2 separate regions of the Homo sapiens genome follow, and region 2 is linked to region 1. Evidence: chromatin loops called from intact Hi-C (ENCODE). Cell type or tissue: endothelial cell of umbilical vein. All regions are shown on one strand.

Evidence for each region. Peaks named below come from ENCODE experiments on the same cell type or tissue, not always from the same donor. Only the 100,000 strongest peaks of a DNase experiment are listed, where the experiment ranks them.
Region 2: it touches region 1 in a loop (21-fold over the local background); 35 of 110 quality-filtered maps call a loop at or near these places.

What each region holds. Positions count from the first base shown.
Region 1 is chr20:35,268,313-35,270,812 of GRCh38, reverse strand. All of the region lies in intron 2 of MMP24-AS1-EDEM2 (MMP24-AS1-EDEM2 readthrough), which reads left to right. It overlaps MMP24 (matrix metallopeptidase 24), which reads right to left. Exons shown (of 9, transcript NM_006690.4): 7 at 915-1,053. Among named protein-coding and RNA genes, the nearest start is that of MMP24-AS1-EDEM2, 8.6 kb to the left of the region's middle. In endothelial cell of umbilical vein, a CTCF peak has its summit at 1,344 (motif pointing right); a DNase peak (open chromatin) is centred at 1,362.
Region 2 is chr20:34,833,165-34,835,664 of GRCh38, reverse strand. It overlaps the pseudogene HMGB3P1. Among named protein-coding and RNA genes, the nearest start is that of NCOA6, 8.8 kb to the right of the region's middle. In endothelial cell of umbilical vein, no CTCF peak of the experiment used is centred here; a DNase peak (open chromatin) is centred at 1,104; H3K27me3 peaks cover 720 bases.

The DNA of each region.
Region 1 (2,500 bases):
CAGCCTTGGCCTCCCAAAGTGCTGGGATTTCGGGCGTGAGCCACTGCGCCTGGCCGAGTATTCAGCCACTTCTGAGGCCCTCTGACTCTCCTGGCAGCTGTCCCCTGCCCTTCAGCTGCACGGCTCCTCCCTCATTTGGGCCTCATGAGTGGCGCGCTCCAGAACCACCTCAGAAATGGCTGCCCTGCCCCTGCCATGTCTGTCACCTCCTGCCCTCTGGCTCTCTGCTGCTCGGAAACATTCCATGAATTTCCAGCCTTGGCCTAATGGATCAAGACCACATTCTGGCCTGGCAGCCAGGGCTCTTCAGGATTTGCCTCCAAATGACCTTTCTGGGCCATTTCTCACAGCTTTCCAAGGCGGGGCCTCCGTGGCCATCAGGTGGGCCTTCTAAGCCCTGTGGCCGTCCGTACACATCCCAGCCCTGCTCCTTTATTCAGCCGTTGTCCCTCTGGAATGCCTTCCTTGCTTCTCACTATCTGTATCTCACCCATCTGAGGTCTGGCCCGAGTCAAGATAACTGTCATGAAACAACCTAGCACAGTGCTGGGTACAGGGTGGGCACCTTAGCTCCCTCCCACACCCTCCCCCGACCTCCCCAGCTTGAGTGACCTCTTCCCTCTGGGTTCTTACAGAACTGACCCGATGGCCTCCCATGAGGTACTGGGTGGTCTTCAATTGCTTGTCCCACACTCTACTTCATGTGGACGAAGCTGGTCACCCCACCAATCTCGGCACATACAGATTCTCAGTCTCACTTTCTGACTTGATTTGTCAGAGGTCAGTGTCTCCGTTAGACTAGAGGGGCCCTCTGAGGACATCTGCCTCCCACCCCGCCTCTTCCAGTTTAGATGGGAAAAAGGAGGTCCCAAGACCTTGGGCAGGGAACTGTCCCACAGCACAGTCTACATTACCTTTGAAGAAGACAAATCTCCCATCGGCCCTTTCATAGGCTGCGTCGATGCGGGCAGGCAGGCCCTTCCAGAACTGCTCGATCTGCATGGGGTAGCCCTCCTGCACTCGGTTATTGCGCAGACGCCAGAACCAGCGATCCTGGGAGGAAGCGGGAGAGGGGGAGAGAGGTGTGTCAGGCCCTGCCTCCGAACCCAGTGATTGCAGCTGTGGGGCTTAGGTCCCAACAGCCCAGCCCTCCACCGAGACTGTCCATTAGCTGCTTCTGACTTTTAAAGCCCTGGGAGGAAGACAGGATGCTCCTGTAACTGTCTTCAATTCAGCCTCCTGCTGACTCTTGCTGCTGGGTGGACAATGAGACAAACAGCAGACAGGCCTGGTGTGGAAAAGGAGGTGTGAGGGAGCCGGAAAGGATGATGTTGGGGCCTGGAGTGGCCACATGGGGGCAGTGGAGCGTCACTGACATCAGCCAGACTGGTCCTCGGGACAGTGGGAGGCTGGGGTGGTCACTGAGCCTGGGCCGAGCGCCCTCCATGAGGCTGGCTCCATCCAGCAGGGCCAGGATCATGGAAGCCAAGTCATGGGAATTCCCTCGAGACCTGGGCATGAATTCACATTCCTCCATTTATAGCTGCATGACCTAGGCCTCACCTGCAAGTGCAGGTAATAATGGAGAATCAGATGAGAGATTCTAGGCAAAATGCCCAGACCAGTACGGGGCACACAGTCCATGTTGAGTAAATGGCAGCTAAATAGTCCGAGTCCAGTAAAAACGCCTCTTGTAACTGGTGCCTCAGTCTTGGGCTGGTACACAAGCAGTCTAGGCAAGGCCTGTAGCCTCCAGGCCTCAGTTTTCTTTCTTTTTTTTTTTTTTTAGATGGAGTCTCGCTCTGTCACCCAGGCTGGAGTGCAGTGGCGCAATCTCGGCTCACTGCAAGCTCCGCCTCCCAGGTTCATGCTATTCTCCTGCCTCAGCCTCCTGAGTAGCTGGGACTACAGGCGCCCGCCACCACACCCGGCTAATTTTTTATATTTTTAGTAGAGATGGGGTTTCACCATGTTAGCCAGGATGGTCTTGATCTCCTGACCTTATGATCCGCCCTCCTTGGCCTCCCAAAGTGTTGGGATTGCAAGGCGTGAGCCACTGCGCCCAGCCTCCAGGCCTCAGTTTTCTTATGTGTAAATGGGGATGATAAAACCCGGACCTGCCTATGAACGGTTCAGTTGGATCAAAGTAGAATGAGTGCAGAAGAAGAAGCATGATTTGTAAAAGATGGTACAAAAGCTAGTATTTTAAAAGGTGTTTTACAAAGCACTTTCACATCCAGGTTTTTGACCTTATTTTGACTTTCATGTCTCTGTTAAGTTGATCTGAGATATACGGAGTCTTAAGAAAGGCCAGGTGACTTGCCTAGAGCCACTCAGTGAGAAGCCAGACTGGGGCTGACTCACGCTGCCCGATTCCTGCGCAGTGCTCAGTGCGTGCTGGGAGAACTCCACAAGGGGAGCGAGGCAGCCTCTTTCACCATCCTGTGTGATGGAGCCACCCTGCCCAGATCCCCTTCAGAGAAGGGCTTGTTGCCCCAGT
Region 2 (2,500 bases), 440 kb after region 1:
TCTACAAAAAATACAAAAATTAGCATGGTGTAGTGGCATGCACCTGTGGTCCTAGCTACTAGGGAGGCTGAGGCAGAAGGATTACTTGAGCCTGGGAGGTCAAGGCTGCAGTGACCTGTGATCCCACCACTGCACTCCAACCTGGGTGACAGAGCAAGACTCTGTCTCAAAAAAATAAAAAATAAATAATGAAATGCTACCCAGCAATGAAAATGAACATGCTACAACTACATGCAACAATGTAGATGAATCTGTAAGTTTAACTCCTGGTGAGACTAATCTATGGAGTTAGAAGTTAAAATACTGTTTAACCTTGGGGGCTGTGGGTAATGACTGGAAGGGGCTTCTGTGGGGCTGAATGTTCTATTTCTTGATTTGGGTGTTTGTTAGACATGTGTGTTGGCTTTGTGGAAATTCAACAGGCTTTACACTTACGATTTCTGTACTTTTATGTCTTTATATTATACTCTAATAAAAAGCTTTAAAATTTCAGAATATTTTTGAAAACAGTTTTTTTTTTCTCCCCCACCCCCACCTTTTTGTGTATGTATGGTCACTTGATATTCTTCCACTTTTTAAAATTGTGTAATTATTAGTCTATTTCTTCTATTTTTTCAATGATTTTTTTCCTGAAGAGCAAGCCATGGCTTGCCCATAGTAAGCCCCCACCCCACCACCGCTTTTTTTTTTTTTTTTTTGAGATAGAGTCTCACTCTGTCATCCAGGCTGGAGTGCAGTGGTGCAGTCTCAGCTCACTGCAACCTCTGCTTCCCAGGCTCAAGTGATCCTCCCATCTCAGCTTCCCATGGAGCTGGGACTACAGGCATGATGCACCACCACGATTGGCTAATTTCTGTATTTTTTTGTAGAGACGGGGTTTTGCCATGTTGCCCTGGCTGGTCCCTAATTCCTGGGCTGACACAATCCACCTACCTCCACCTCCGAAAGTGCTGGGATTACAGGCATGAGCCACTGCGCCTCGCCATAGCATGTCTTTATGCAAAGCACAAGTGACCCCCTCCTCAAGGCATTTTATTTCCATATATCTGAAAATTGTTACAACGAACAGATTCTGAAATAACAAGGCATTTTACTGCCATCTACTGGTAAATTATCATAATAAATTTGCAAATTATAATGTCATGTGAATGGTGTCCACTTAAAAGTGATATCCTTCAAGACTAGTGAACAATACAGTCAGGATGGCTAGAAGTGACCCCAGGAAACTAAGGGGCAAGATGTCTGCTTTTGCCTTCTTTGTGCAGACGTGCAGAGAAGAGCATAAGAAAAATCCAGAGGTCCCTGTCAATTTTGCAGAATTTTCCAAAAAGTGCTCTGAGAGGTGGAAGACAATGTCTGGGAAAGAGAAGTCTAGGCTGGGCACGGCGGCTTACGCCTGTAATCTCAGCACTTTGGGAGGGTGAGTTGGGTGGATCACCTGAGGTAAGGAGTTTGAGACCAGCCTGGCCAACATGGTGAAACCTCGTCTCTACTAAAAATACAAAAAACTAGCCGGGCGTGTTGGTGGGCGCCTGTAATCCCAGCTACTGGGGAGGCTGAGGCAGGAGAATGGCTTGAACCCAGGAGGCAGAGGTTGCGGTGAGCTGAGATCGTGCCACTGCACTCCAGCCTGGGCAATAAGAGCAAAACTCCATCTCAGAAAAAAAAAAAGAGAGAGAGAGTCTAAATTCGATTAAATGGCAAAGGCGGATAAAGTGCACTGTGATAGAGAAATGAAGGATTATGGACCAGCTAAGGGAGGCAAGAACGATCCTAATGCCCCCAAAAGGCCACTGTCTGGATTCTTCCTGTTCTGTTCAGAATTCTGCCCCAAGATCAAATCCACAAACCCTGGCATCTCTATTGGAGACGTGGCAAAAAAGCTGGGTGAGATGTGGAATAACTTAAATGACAGTGAAAAGCAGCCTTATGTCACTAAGGTGGCAAAGCTGAAGAAGTATGAGAAGGATGTTGCTGACTATAAGTCGAAAGGAAAGTTGGACGGCACAAAAGGTCCTGCTAAAGTTGCCTGGGAAAAGATGGAAGAAGAAGATGAAGAAGATGGGGAGGAAGAGAAGGAGGATGAATAAATAAACTGTTTGCCTATAAAAAAAAAAGGTGATATCCTTCTGCAGGGCAAAATTCATCCAACTAAATGTGGTAAGTTTGTCATTTGGCACTGTTGTGACGAACCCTGCAGACAGTAAAATGTTGACACTTTCTAGATGGTTTTGTTCTTTCTTTTTTCCCCTGTTTTATTATTGTTTTTCTTAAAGACATCATTGAAGTATTCACTGTCAGTCTTATCACTGCAGAGCTTGAGCCTGTTTGGACACACATGAAAGTAGAAGTCCAATAAATACAAATCAAATTATCAAAGAACAATTGATTTGCTTTTTCTTCACTCTAGTCCAAATCTAGAACAATCCTGGATGTTTTAGGACTGTTTTTCTTGCTCAAAACATTTTATGAAATAGCCTGACCACCTCTTCAGAAGCCT